Regions from separate parts of the Homo sapiens genome. Here region 2 is linked to region 1. A link is an interaction called in ENCODE POLR2A ChIA-PET data of the cell type or tissue named here. Cell type or tissue: Panc1. All regions are shown on one strand. Links, peaks and the distances in the headings refer to the core of each region. The heading gives the core; the rest is flanking DNA.

Evidence for each region. Peaks named below come from ENCODE experiments on the same cell type or tissue, not always from the same donor. Only the 100,000 strongest peaks of a DNase experiment are listed, where the experiment ranks them.
Region 2: POLR2A ChIA-PET joins it to region 1 with 11 read pairs; 6 of 35 experiments call an interaction of 5 or more read pairs at or near these places.

The regions. Positions count from the first base shown.
Region 1 is chr3:51,335,960-51,343,562 of GRCh38, forward strand. DOCK3 (dedicator of cytokinesis 3) reads left to right here. Exons shown (of 53, transcript NM_004947.5): 36 at 2,400-2,460; 37 at 2,976-3,069; 38 at 5,278-5,426. Among named protein-coding and RNA genes, the nearest start is that of MANF, 46 kb to the right of the region's middle. RefSeq lists an enhancer at 3,910-4,794. In Panc1, for the core only: no CTCF peak of the experiment used is centred there; DNase peaks (open chromatin) are centred at 4,522 and 4,742.
Region 2 is chr3:51,267,734-51,275,336 of GRCh38, forward strand. DOCK3 (dedicator of cytokinesis 3) reads left to right here. Exons shown (of 53, transcript NM_004947.5): 24 at 3,082-3,274; 25 at 7,346-7,473. Among named protein-coding and RNA genes, the nearest start is that of MANF, 110 kb to the right of the region's middle. In Panc1, for the core only: no CTCF peak of the experiment used is centred there; no DNase peak of the experiment used is centred there.

The sequences.
Region 1 (7,603 bases), core at 1,518-6,517:
CCAGCTTGGGCGACAAAATGAGACCCTGTCTCAAAAAAAAAAAAAAAGAAAAGAAAAGAAAAAGAAAATAGTTGTTGATATGACTCAAGGGAAGGACATCAAACAAAAAGGAAAAAATAATTGTTCAAAGTTTTAAAATACATACATTGATTAAACAAATAATCAATAGATTGTACTCTAGAATTACCTGAACCTGTTATGTAAGACTCAATTTTAGACTGGCAAAACTTTAGGTACTCAGAGGAATACCTCTTCAACTTTTATATCAATGTCTTTAACTTTTGTGTGAATCTCAGACACTCTGTGTCAGACATGAAGATTCTCACTGGTAGTAACTATATTTCCCAGGTTAGGAAGCAGAGCCCTAGAAGGGTTTTTTTGTTTTTTTTTTTGTGCCTGGAACAGACAGGGACAGAGCTAGAGTTGCCAAGCCCTTGTGGCTCAGAGTGGAACCTCTACCTGGAATGGGCAACTGAGGGTTATGAAGCCTTCCTTTCCCAGGCCTCTCAGGTTGCAATGAGGGCTTCCTGGTCACTGATGTAGTCCCCAGCCAGCCCACTACTCAGGTGAGCCGGATGCTTCAGAAGCCTCTTTCTGGAGTCTTCCCTGCTCACCCTTCAGAGAAAGAGCAAGAGGAAAGCAACAGCTGCACCTAAGTCAGACTTTAAAAGGCATCCACCATGAAGTAGCCACACAGAAGTGATGCAGAGGTACACAAAAAAAGAGTCTGCTGTCAGCAGTGCAGAGGAGAAGCAGTCATAGAGCACAGAAGTGTGTAGGATGCCCCTGGTATCACAGTGTTGAGGCCAGTTCCTTTCTGTTTAAGGGACTTAGCTATGAAGTTCTGGTTATGGCCAAATAGAAGTTAATCCGTGGTAAATGTTTCAGATGCTTTATAGAAAATACAAATCACTAAATGCCAAAGTGGCTAGGTAAAATCTCACTGCCCTTCATGGGGCCAACTTACTGGGGAGACAGATGCCTTCTACCATTGTGTGGGTTGCTTGGAACAACTTGGCCATCTGACCTCAGCCTCACTCCTCGAAAAGTCAAGCAGTTTCCTGGCTCTGCTAGCGCTAAAGGGACAGGTTCTGCAGAGGGATGTTCAGGACCCTCATGTCTGGCTACATAGGAACCAAATATCTTACGTGGTGAATGTGCTGATAGGTCAAACCCCCCTAGAAAGGAGGGCCTTGGTTCCAAACCTCTCAAACCTATCAACTCTGACAGGAGACTTCCACAGGAAGGACATTTGGCTTTGCAGAATATCATGAGAGGAGTATGGATTTTCAACATCCTTTTCTTTCAAAGAAGTCATCCCAAGGTTCTTCCTCTGCATGATGGGAAGGTGGGGAGAACTGGGTTTGTCAAATGACCATCCAGAGGCTCAGTGACTTGGCCTAGGGACCCTGACTCCCAGCTGTACTGCTCTTCACTGGGCCCTGTGCCTGCCAGTGGAGCAAAGCCAAAGACACTCTCCAACCTGACCCTAGAAATCTGTATAAACCCCTTTCTGCAGCTTTTCCCCAGAGCTGCTAATACACAGCTGCACAAGAAACTAGATCTTCTCCATAGCAGTGTGGGCTGCTATGGAAGGAGACACATCAGGCAGATGGCACTCTGGCTGGCATAGGAGATGTCTTGCTGGATTCACCAGTCTGGTTCTCATTCTCCTTCATCTCCTTGTGCCAGGCTTCTGCTCCTTTCCAGAGGAGCTTGGCTTTGACCAACCCTCTCCCTATCTTGGAAAAGATCCATTCTCAGTGTTCCTATTTTCCTATCTCTCACAGGCCATCCCTGACCCCTCCTACACCCAGACCCTGCTAGGTATGAATGCAGCTCAGTCCTGGCTGATGCTTTAAGCACGAGACCTGCTGCTTCTGGTGATAGATGGCTCCAAACACTAGTACACAGGAAGGAAACCATAGGGAGAAATGTCAACTAGGTGGTGAACATGTACAGAGCCCTGAAGCTAGGGCCCTGAAGTGGAGGGTCTTGGCTTCTATTCAGCACTCCTACAAAATGAAACCTGCCCTTTAAGGAGAATTCTGTGCCTCCCTTTTTGGGAAGTTGAGGATTTGGCCTTCCACTTAATTCATATACCCTTTTGTGCCAAGGACATTGGTAGGTGCCACTTAATACCCTGATGTAGCTCTGGGCTCTCTCTGTGCTCTGCCACCAGAATAAGGGGCTCAGTTGAACAGAGATCTTTGAGCCCTGAGAGTGGTTCCAAAGCTAAAGGAGCTCACAGTAGAGTCCTTATCTATGGAAGCAGTTCCTGTTGGAGGCCATCTCAATCTGGGATTTGGTCATACTAATGCCCCAGTGATAGTACAGTTCTATGTGTTGTCTCAAGGCCCCACTTCATATCTGGTGCTCATCTGTGCTCTCTCTTCCAGGGACTGCATGAAAGGAGAGGAAACAGAGAATAAGAAGATAGGCTGCACTGTTAACCTGATGGTGAGAGGACATGGGCCCTGACTTCTCTCTGCCTACTGAAATGGTTTCTGTCCTGCACTGTGATTGGCTTGGCCCTTCTACAATACATGGCTGCAGGCCTAAGGGTTTGAATCAGGACATCAGCTCTGTTACTGGTATCTTAGAGGCCTGCACTCCCCCAAACACATTCCTACTTGGGGAAGGAATGAAACGAGCTTCTCTTTGGATAGAACTCTAGCCTGGCCTCTTGGCAAGGACCCACTAACCCTGACATACCCAATTCACAGTCAACCCTGACTCCTGATCTGCCCTGATGCTTTTCCTCTTAACACTACCCAGGGCTCCCATAGACCTGCCAGTGGTTCCACCCACAGCAGGTGTTCCTTCTGGCTGGTGCTTTCTCCTTCTGGTGCTGTCTGCCTCCAGGGCCTGCCCTCCCCCTCCTGCCCAGCACACCCACGGCTATGGCCAGCTGCCCAGAGCTTGGCTATGGCTTCCACAGGTAGTTGACAGGTGTTTCCTTCTCTTTATTGTAGAATTTTTACAAATCTGAGATTAACAAGGAAGAAATGTATATCCGCTACATCCATAAGCTTTGTGACATGCACTTGCAGGCCGAAAACTACACAGGTAAGTGGGGAGAAGAGAGAGCCATGCCTGACCATGAGGACAAACTGAAGGGATTTGTACAATAGGCAGAGAAAGGCTTCAGGCTGGTGCCTGCCAGATCTCAGCAGAATGTTGGGGCTTGTGCTATCCCCTCACCTCACTCATTTCCCTCAACTCCTTTGTGGCACATGGTAGAGAGAAAGCAGGCAGAACTTCCACTTGTGCCTTTGTGCCATGTCATCCACTACTTGAGTCTGTTTCACTCTTCTTCCCTCCTATCCACCCCTCTGAAGTCTCAAGGGTGACCTCCAAATTCTGGTGCACCAGGTTCAGAGCATCCTGAGCTCACTGTCACTCCTTATGAACAGAGAGCCTTTTTTAGGACTTTCAAAGCTGGAGCTAAGGTTATAACAAAGGAATATCCCCCTAACCCTGGAACTTCCAGAACTCACTAGCAGACCTTCCTTGCAGGCTAGGCTCTTCAGACCCTGCAACTGCATAGCAGCCTCACATTGTGCACTCAGTGTAGAGTATAAAGAATGTTCATCTGACTTCTTGACAGGCCAGATAGGGCTCCTTTCATTGTATCTACAATTTAATCCAATATCAAGGCCTTTTCTAACTAGAACAAATTTTAAAGCATTTCAAAGTGGCTGTCACATCTGTTTACTGAGAACCACGCTGAATCGGGGTTACGTGCATGCATGTGTGTCCTATCTGATTGACTTATGCCATCGTTCCCCCCAAAGAGCCATTTTCTCCACTGTGGTGACCAGCCATTATGTCTTAGCTCTTAGGCGATAGGACTTGAATTTGTGTGATAGATCAGGAAATTTAAGCTATCCTTGTCTGCAAACGCTACTGCAATTAGATAGATTTGTAGAAACAGAGAATCCTCCTTCTTTATCTCTAGCCGTTAGAGAGTGTTTGGCATAGATGGTATCTTATCTGATAGCATAGCTTGGCAAGAATTAAATCTAAAATGACTGGGCTTTGAATCTTAAATTCAGCTGACTAATAAAATAAAATGACTGGGCTGAGTCTACCATTCTCTGCATCCACTTGCACCCATGATCCCAGCAACCCTCTGAGAGGGCATTGAAGAGAAAGACTTTGATAAATGTTATGTATCAGTAGAAGCATTTGCTAAACTCCTAGGAAACGGGGCCATGACTGAGAGGCTGGGTCAGGGATTTTAACAGAGAAAGAGTGCTAAGCCTTGTCTCTGATGGCTCAGGGAATGACATCTGAAAAGAATATAGGCAAGGAAGAAAAAGACGTTCCATGGTTTCCTAAGCTCCAGAGGGAGGCCCTGAGTTCCACAGGGCTTGTCCCTAGAGAGAAAAGGCTTCCTGATCCCATGAGGAGGCGTGTACATTCCTTGGCAGGAAGTTCCAGTGGCAAGGGCACAGGCAAAAAGGCAAGGATGAGGAGGAGCCTAAAGAGTGGACACAGGCAAGTGGGCCTAGCTAAAACTGGAAGTGGGTCAATAAATGGTTAGAAATGAGATTCTTCATAGTCATGGGGAGTAGATTTGAGTAGGGCCTTGAAAGCCAGGCAGAAGCACAGAAGCTAGAACTAACTAACTTGCCAGTAGGAGATGCCCACTAAAAATGAACAAATAGAACAGAGAGAAAACTGTGTAATGAGGCCCCTGAGCCGTGGCTGTGATTCAGTATGACTCATCCCTTGGAATGTAGGGAGCCATGGTATTTCACTGCTGTTGTTTTACATAACCTTCTCTAATTGTTCCACACATAGAGTAAGATGTTGCCAGGCCTTCACTCTGGGTCTAGTATCAATTTAGGTTCCTTTGGTAATGGAGCCCTAAGAGCCAGTTCTGAGAAGGTTGGAAAGGAAGCTGTAGTCAGTTGAGCAAAAAGGAACCCAAGAGCTCTCTCTGATGTGTCAATGTCTCCCAAAGCAAGGCAGCCTGTGCACAGATTTTTGGGTAGCTGAACCATTCTTTATTAATCTGGAGGCTGGAACAGGTGACCAGGCCATGGAAGGAAGGTGTCTACCAGAATATTTGGCTCCTTCATGCTGTGGACAAGGGTTATTGGCTTGTTGAGCAGCCCTACTGTTTCATCTTTAGTATCCAGTGTCCCCGACCTGGGCTGCACATGACTTGCGCTGGCATTCTGCCCAGCATAGTCCTCTGACACCAGGCTGCTCCTGGGCCTCTGAGCAAGGGAAGCCCCTGGACCTCCATGCTGTCTGTCCCCACAGAGGCCGCATTTACCCTGCTCCTTTACTGTGAGCTGCTGCAGTGGGAGGACCGGCCACTACGGGAATTCCTCCACTACCCATCGCAGACAGAGTGGCAGCGGAAGGAGGGACTGTGCCGGAAGATCATTCACTACTTCAACAAAGGCAAGGTATGCATCATTAGGCAAGCCCTTTAGCCCTTCAGCTTCTGCTGTGATGCATGGCATCTTGACACCATAGGGTTAACAGCAGCTGCAGGGGGTAGTGTGTGGGGTGGTGAGTGGGTGGGTGCCTATCTATGTGCCTAAGATGTGGAGGCAGCATGATTTTCTCTGAGGGAGAAAAAGACAACAGCCTAATTCTGTGGCTTGAAAGCCATATCCAGATTGTAGGTGTTAGAGACTACCCTACATACTAGCTTTGCATATCTATAAATATGAATGCTTCTACAGCAGGGGCTTCTGGAACCCTGTTTGTTTTTATTGGATTTACTTAAAGAACTGATACGGCTTTCTAATCTGCTGCCATATAAAATATGAGTGGTAGAAATGAATGGATTTTAACCACAGCCAAAGGCGGCCTAAACTGCCTCTTACTGGTATGTGTTCTTTTCTTAGATTTCCCTTCTCTACAGCACAGCCTGGGCTCCTCTCATATTGGGGTTATTTTCCATCAAACTACTTTCTATGGGATTGGCAGCATTGTCAGCACTGGTTTAGGCTTCCTTGGGACTTCCCAGCCATTCTCCTCCCATCTCTGGGAGAGCTCTGTGTGGCGCCCTCTGACTACCTACTGTTAGATGGGGCCCTTGTGCTGGAAAAACTTGTTGAAGCCATTTTCTCATTACTAAGCTTTGAGCACATTTTAAAGCTGAAATAGGGTCATTCATGGAACTGTAGTAGCTGAGCCCCCAACTCAAATGGAAATTGGTTTTTGAGATGAGTTTTTTCATCAAAAAGAAAGATTTAAACATTAATGGCTTTTGTCTATAAATCAGAAAACATTCTTCAGTTTTACATAACATGGGGGACTTCTATGTTTGTCAAAAATATTCACTCAGAAAACATTTCCCCATACAGAGAATGCACTGGTAAGCAAGAACCTTTCCAAAAGCGCAGAAACTCTTATGTAACCTAGCCCAGAAAGGATGCCCATGCTCAGCTCTCAGCCAGCCCATGCAACTGATCCACAATGCTGACCCAAAGCCTCTGGTCCTTGCTGATCCAGCGCCTGACACAGAGCCCCTCACATGCAGTTTTAGGCCTATTTTCCTGGCACCTGGCTAACCTGGAGCTGCCCCTCACCCTCATGCCCAGCAAGCCCTCCTAGCTCACAGGGAATGACATAAGCGTGGTGTGAGTACGCATGTGTGCTTCTAGTGCATTCATTCTCATTTCTTTCCATGGGCACAGAGTACAGAGTGGAGAGTTATCCTAATCTGACTGAGTCTACCCGTGGGATGCATGAGCATTGATGGTCCCCTATTCATCCCACATTATAGTAATGCATAGAAAAGCAGGATTAAATTTTAACATGGACTAGGGAGTAAAACACAAAGTGTGCCTGAGTACTGTAGATGGACAAGAAGGAGAGAAGGACTAGGAGGCTCCATAGGCCACCTTCTCAGGAATCTCCTCACTTCTGCAATCCTGCCTTTGCCCTGAATTTCTGGAGGAGCAGAGTCTATGCTGAGTAGAGACCACTCAGTGAGCCCCCTCATGAGCTCATCCTCAGAGGGGCAGTTATCAGACCCACTGTCTTAGGCTCACACAGAAGGCCTACCTTGTCTGTTCCTGTGCCTCAGCTCCTGATGAAACTATTAGGTGAGATTAACCAGTCCTTCTTGAAAATATTCCGGGTTTTCAAGAAGAAAACCATGGTTCTAGAAAAGCAAAACCCAGATGCTATGGGAAAAAAAAATGCTCCCGTGGGGCAGGGATGTTTAGCACCAAGAGAAAAGCCACCTTGGCAACAAGAGAAGGGCAAGGAAAGAAAGGAGGAGCAGGTAGTGAGTTTCTAGCTCTCAACACTGCCAGCACACCCTGCCTCACAAGGCAAGCCCCTCCTGGCTTTTCTTCCAGACACTACCCCCAAGAGCTGCCCCATAGGGACTGCTCATTTAGGTGATGATGGCCCCATGTAGGGCTAAAGATGCCCTGCCTGCTGACAGTAGCTTCCAGTGAAACAAATGTCCTCCAGTGGGATCAAGGCTCATCTATCTTGCTGGTATCTCTTCCCTAGTTTGTAACCATGCTGCTCCAAGGCACTCACTCCAAGGCCTCTACTCCAGTTACCTTTAGAATGAACAAGGACAAAAAGTAGTAGAAGAGAAGTGATTGGATTTCAG
Region 2 (7,603 bases), core at 1,368-6,367, 68 kb before region 1:
ACCAACCCAAATGCCCATCAGTCATAGACTAGATAAAGAAAATGTGGCACATATACACCATGGAATACTATGCAGCCATAAAAAAGGATGAGTTTATGTCCTTTGCAGGGACATGGATGAAGCTGGAAACCATCATTCTCAGTCAACTAACACAGGAACAGAAAACCAAACACCACATGTTCTCATTCATAAGTGGGAGGTAAACAATGAGAACACATGGACACAGGGAGGGGAACATTACACACCTGGGCCTGTTGGGGGTCGGGGGACTAGGGGAGGGATAGCATTAGGAGAAATACCTAATGTAGATGATGGGTTGATGGGTGCAGCACACCACCATGGCACGTGTATACTTATGTAACAAACCTGCACATTCTGCACATGTATCCCAGAGCTTAAAGTATAATAAATAATTAAAACTTCAAAAAAAGATTAGATTAGATTCAATATTAGAAATATCAGTATGGGAAGAAAATTTGCTTTCTTATATTAAAACTACCTGACCAATCACCTGAGCCCAAGAAGTTAAGGCTACAGTGAGCTGTGATTGCACCACTGCACTCCAGCCTGGGCAACAGAGTGAAACTCTGTCTCAAAAACAAACAAAACTGCCTGGCCAGCTAATCTGTTACCTTTCCACACAGCCTTACCCTAGAACAAATCAAGAATTCATTACCCCAGTCAAAAGGGAGATATTTTTCCTTACAAATGAATGTCAGAATTTTTATGTAATAGTGTATAGTTCTTCAACTTTTTGAAGCTAAATATTACACCAAAACCTGTCAGCAAAGATCAGACAGCCTCTCTCATGTCCAGTCATTCAGTCACTGCCAGGTATATTGTTAGCCCAAGTATATATTTAAACTCTGCCTCATTTAAGATTAAAATAGTCTACTTTTTTGTTTTCCGCTTGCCTCTGTGTTGCCTCTTGATACCAGTTGCCTATAGGTTTCTCAGCCCAGAGGACAGGTGATCAACTGGGAGTACCTTAAGGCTTCCTTGACTCTGTAAGGGAGTGGACTCTATAAGGGAGTCTATAAGGAACTCTATAAGGGAGTACCTGAAGGCTTCCAGGTGCTTCTGTAAGAAAGACACCTGTGATCTCCCCTTCTAAGTACCTTAAGCTGCTCATCTTCCTTTTTGATTCCCCTCCCACAGCCAAAATATGGAGAGATTAGAGGTAGCTAGCAAAGCAATGCAGATATGCTTTCTGGGAACTTTGTAACACAATAATGCCCTGTACTGAGTGGCACACTCCTACTACATCAAGATAAATAGCTTAGATCTGGTCTCGGCTAAGACCTGTGTGAGAATCAGACCTTCTTCTTTGGTGCAAGGCTCATGTTTCCTGAGTTTCACAACTCTCTCTCTCTCTCTCTCTCACTGTCTCTCTCTCTCTCTCTCTATATATATATATTTATTTATACGTATAATAATATACATATAATAATATACATATATATGCATATATATACATAATATATATATGTATATTATTCAGTTAGACTTTATATCTTTGATTATGACCACTAGAAGATGTCAGGGTGTGAGAGTCCTTCTGTCCTGGTGTCTAAGTACAGGATATTTTACCATTTAAGAGAGCAAATGAGTTACTGTTTGTTATTGATTATAAAGCACCTACTTTACCACTGCTTTGTCTTTTATATCTAAGCTGCCAATGATATGTTTTGTTCTGATTCTAATTACTGCAAAACAATCTCCTTGATATTCCAGGGAGTTATAAATCTGCAGATAGAATTCATATAAGTTCTCCAATTGGGCCTGGCCTGAATAAAGACCACAGCACAAGCCTGTTTTCCATGGCATAAATTTTCACTCACTCTAAGCCAGTGTCTGTTGCCTGATGGAGCAGTCAAGAAAACAGCCTTCCCTCCCCAGCCTGCCATTTGGGAAGGGTGCATTCTCACCTTTTTGTCTCAAGATGGCACTCCATTTCTCTTTGTAAATCCTGAGTTAATGGCATAAGGGGACTGAGAAGTGAAAAGTCTTCATGCTGCTTCCACTTAGACAAGAGAAAATAATAAGAACCAGCATGTATCAAAGGCCTATTGTGTTCCAGGCACTCTACTAGAAACTTTATGTAAAAATTTCCCTCATACCAGTATCAAGACATAAGTAATAGCATCATCCCCATTTTATAGATGGGGAAACAGAGAATTAGGCAGTAACTTGCCAAAGTTTGTGTGTCAGGTAAGCGGTAAAGCTTGGATTTGAACTCGTGTCTAATTCCAAAACCCATTCTCTTTTTCCTATAGTGCTCTGCCTCCCAAAGGCTGTGGAACTGTTCTATTATCAGATTGTTCTCAAGAAACTACCTTATGGTCTGCCAGAGCTTACATCCTAGAAGAAAAGCCTAACATGCACACTCCCACTCCCCTTGCTTGGGTGTTTAGGTGGCTGAACTCTAAGCCCACGTCAACAGTCCTCAAGAGTTTATGGCTAACTAAATACACACATTTCCCATCCTCTTGAATTTACTCTTGAGACTACCAGGCATCACTTATGAAGAAAATAATTTATGAAGTCTTCATATTTCATGGTTGCAAATGAGAATCTCTATTCTGGGGAAATGGTACAGCTCTCAGAACTGGATCACTGGCTGCAGGGCTGTGAGCAGAGTTCAGCTGGTGCTGCTTGAAGGAACTCAGCTCTCTCTGCCATACTTTCTTGAGTTTGGAACCAAAATTGGAAAGTTAAGAACTTGATCATAGAGACAAACAAAAATCTAAATCCATTTTATGAACAAAAACAACTGTGGATCTTAAGCCACATTGAGCAGATTTTTCTTTATACCCCATTCTCTTGCCAGCAAATGCTATATGCAAGTTATGAAAGCCTCCAATTGCCTGGATCCCAGTAAATTATCTTGTTTTGGTTTCCTTTTTGGTTTTTCTTGCTCCATGCCTGAGTGCTGTAGTCAGTGGCCAGGGAGGAGCCCACCGAAGGCAGAGATGCTACAGTGCCTTCTCAGCCTCTCACCACCTTGTATCATTGTCTGAGCATGAAAGATAGACACACACCCTAACTCTGTGCTAACCACAGCTTCATTTGCTTCTGCAGGCTGCACTCCTCAATTCTTTCCCAACCATCTTTGATGAGCTTCTGCAAATGTTCACCGTGCAAGAGGTGGCAGAGTTTGTGAGAGGGACACTGGGGAGCATGCCCAGCACTGTGCACATTGGGCAGTCAATGGACGTGGTCAAGCTGCAGTCCATTGCCAGGACAGTGGATAGCCGCCTGTTTTCTTTCTCAGGTAAATCAAGTTGGGATGAGAGTCCTCCTTCCTTCCAGGGGTGTCCTCCTTCCTTCCAGGGGTGATAGCAAAGTGATAATCAAAGGATCAGTTTCCTCAACGATTATGCAAGAAACCAGTAACCCTTAAGATACAGAATTTTTTGATAAACTATAATAGAGAATGCAGCCAAGACCTAGGCCTACTGCCTTACTCACAGTTTATTCCTAGGAATCCACACATAGGGGCATGTCACTGGGGTGGTGCTGAGTCCATTCAGGCTACTGTAACAGAATACCATAGACTGGGTGGCATGTAAACAGCAAACTTTCTCATAGTTCTGGAGGTTAGGAAGTCTAAGATCAAAGCACCAGTAGATTCAATGTCTGGTGAGGCCCACTTCCTGGTTCATAGACAGCTGTCTTCTCTCTGTGTTCTCACATAGCAGAAGGGGCAAGGCAGCTCTCTGGGGTCTTTTTTTTTAAAAGGTCGCTAATCTTGTTCATGAGGGCCCTGCCTCCAGGCCCACAGCTTCCAAGAACAGAGCCTGCTATACCCTCAGGAAAGGAAGGAGAGGAAAAGAGAAGGGACTATCTCAAGGAAATAAGGATAAGCCAAGAAAATAAAAGAGGCCCTACAGATCACTTGAGGTCAGGAGTTCAAGACTAGCCTGGCAAACAGGGTGAAACCCTATCTCTACTGAAAATACAAAAAATTAGCTAGGCATGGTGGCAGGCACCTGTAATCCCAGCTACTCAGGAGTCTGAGGCAGGAGAATTGCTCGAACCCAGGAGGCGGAGGTGGCAGTAAGCCAAGATCACGCCATTGTACTCAAGCCTGAGCAACAGAGCGAGACTGTCTCAGGAAAAAAAAAAAAAAAAAAAGGCCCTGAAAGGGGCCCTGAGGACCCTGTGCTTTCTTGTTTCCTTGCCATACCATTCGATACCTTTCCAGTCTTTGGAGAACCAACAAGGATTAGAGAGAGAAATGGACAGGGAGCTCTTTATGCTCCCCAAGGGGTCAGGACAATCTAATATACTAGCAGCCTAGTCTGTCTTTCACAAAGAACTTCTGGTTTTATTCCTGAAGACACATCATATGTGATCAAGTTCTGCCTTGCAGGGACAACCAAATGCTCAATGGCCATATATTAAGATCAATATGAGCCTGATTCTTTAAGAATAATATCACTGTGCTAGGATAAACTTCTGAGGCACAGAAATAAATCTGAAACACCAGCAAAACAATTATTAGAATTTTTATAATTTTTGGTGGTTAATTTTTTAGGTTTGACTTTTTTTTTTTTTTGAGACGGAGTCTCGCTCTGTTGCCCAGGCTAGAGTCCAGTGGCATGATCTCAGCTCACCGCAGCCTCCGCCTCCCAGGTTGAAATGATTCTCCTGCCTCAGCCTCCCAAGTAGTTGGGACTACAGGCATGCACCACCATGCCTGGCTAATTTTTTTTTTTTTTTTTGTATTTTTAGTAGAGACGGGGTTTCACCATATTGGCCAGGCTGGTCTCGAATTCCTGACCTCATGATCCACCCGCCTCAGCCTCCCAAAGTGCTGGGATTACAGGTGTGAGACACCGCGCCCGGCCAGGTTTGACTTTTAATGTGTAAGAACAAAAATTTCTCAGCCCACTGCTACACACATTTGTAATACTAAATAGATGTTCCCTTTGACTTAGCTCTGCCAGCGTATGATATTGCTAGTAGTAGTAAAGCTGCCACCAAGAAAGTCATCTTTTTTCCACCAGGAACTGTTTATGCTGGTAAACAGTTCTCTCTTCTCCAGCTCCTATACTGAAGATTTTATTAATGGTTTGGGGCACACTGTCACTGAAGGCCACTGTACACACTTGAGCTTTGTGCACTGCTTAAAGAAAATGCTTTTGGCCGGGCACGGTGGCTCACGCCTGTAATCCCAGCACTTTGGGAGGCCAAGGTGTGTGGATCATGACATCAGGAGATCGAGACATCCTGGCTAACATGGTGAAACCCTGTCTCTACTAAAAATACAAAATTTAGCCAGGCATGGTGGTGGGCGCCTGTAGTCCCAGCTACTCAGGAAGCTGAGGCAGGAGAATGGCGTGAACCCAGGAGGCAGAATTTGCAGTGAGCCGAGATCACGCCACCGCACTCCAGCCTGGGCGACAGAGTGAGACTCTGTCTCAAAAAAAAAAAAAAAAGAAAGAAAATGCTTTCAAAATATATGGGAAGGGGAACAGCAGACTGCTCTCACTGACATACTTTATTTCTAATATCTCTGCATGTACTTGCTGCTTCACACAAACACTTCAGAAAAATTTTCTTAATATTTATGTGGCCCTGGACTATGTAATTGGATTTTAGATGACAAACAGCACCAAAATTTCATTTGCATCTCACTTTCATTGAATGCCTGAGTTGCAGCATCTTCCCTGAAGCAAAAGGTTCTTTACCAGTGATGTCCTTTAACCAGCACTGGTATTCTCAAAGTATAAGTTTGGTCTCTTCTTCAGCAGGTTCTAGTAACTAACCACTGTTTTTTTCTGTAAGCAGCTATTGGTTGTTACAAAAACTAAGTATGTTGGTATTTTCATCTACATAGTGCAGTATCAACTTTTTTTATTCAAGCAGCCTTTTAAATCTAGACTAGCTAGTATTCTATTCTGTTTGAACATATTCTAAGCATTTGACAAGGCAGTGCCCAAATCTCTTATATGTCATGTACTTTGTCTTTGACTGAAAAAGATTTGCTGTCTGAATTTCATATGGAACTCTTAACAAAGGACAGATATGAACGATAAATCTAAAATGCCATGGCTTGTTTGTGTTACTGATAATCTGACTAAATCATGCTAGCCAGATATGATGGGACCTGCAGAGTCACACAATCACTGACCACGTAGGAATACAGGGTGCCAGAAACGCATTCACACTTGTATTTCACATGTCTCCTAACCTTCCTTGTGAAGTAAATGTATTATAGAAGAGGCCCTTACACCCCATTCTACAGATGAGGAAAATAAAGCTCGTGAGAGGAGTCAACTTGCCTGAGGTCTCAGAACGGGTTAATAAGGGAGCTTGAAGTAGGACAGCCTTCCTGAATTTAGGATTGTAAATATAGTCAGCTCCTGATGAAAGTGCTATTCGGTAACACTGGGAGAAATCATTTGAAGTGTTCAGTAGGATTGGTGATAAATGTTGGCTAATTATCAAAGTCTTGTGACAAGACAAAGGTCATGCTTCAATTGTGTTCATTGCTGTATACACACTGAGCAGCAATCTAACAAGCCTGTGGGGGAAAGGGAGCAGGCCTGTTGGCTGTGGCAAGGTAAACACTCACAGGGGTGGAAGTGTCAGACTACCTATCTAGCCAGGGCATAAAGAGGGACAATCTATAATCCATTTCAAGCCTGTGAGTTCAGTCAGCGTAGTTCATACTAAGTATACCATTTAAATGGAATTTTCACTGTAAACTGTGCTTCTAATTTGGAGTCTAATCATTAAAGAGATTTCATTTGGGACCAGGTGTGGTGGCTCACACCTGTAATCTTAGCATTTGGGGAGGACAAGGAGGGAGGATCGCTTGAGCCCAGGAGTTCAAGACTAGCTGGGCAGCATAGTGAGACCTCATCTCTACAAAAAATTAAAAAATTATCCGAGTGTGGTGCCATACACCTGTGGTCCCATATGCATGGGAGGCTGAGGAAGGAGGATTGCTCTAGCAATCCTAGAAAGTTGAAGCTGCAGGGAGCCATGATTATGCCCCTGCATTCCAGCCTGGGTGACAGAATGAGACCCTGTTTCCAAAAAAAGATACTTCATTTAGAAGCAGACTCCTAACATTCATCCTGCACAAAATGTCATGGATGCTTGGTATTGAAATGAGAACAAAGGAAAGATGGAAGAATAATGTCATGTGATGGCTTATAATCTCCAGGCAGTGAGCTTTCAGGCCCTTGTAAGGTAAGGAGATTACCTTCACTTTTGCTCTAGTCTGAACCCCACCTGCTTTGAGAATAGCTAAGTCCCACAATGCCACTGGCTTCCTGCAGTAGCTAGTTCTCCTCTAAAGTTTTCTTCACCTTTGTATTTTCTCTCCCAGAATCCCGCCGCATCCTGCTTCCTGTGGTTCTCCATCACATTCACCTTCACCTGAGGCAGCAGAAAGAGCTGCTAATTTGCTCAGGGATTCTTGGCAGCATCTTCTCCATCGTCAAGACCAGCTCTCTGGTAGTGGCCCCACACCCACTCCACCCTGTTCAGCTCTTCCCTAGTCTTGTGTTACTTTAGCCAGAGGCAGACCAACAAAGATCGCTTTGTACACTTTTCAGTCACAGATGCTTTCATCAGTGACAGGAAG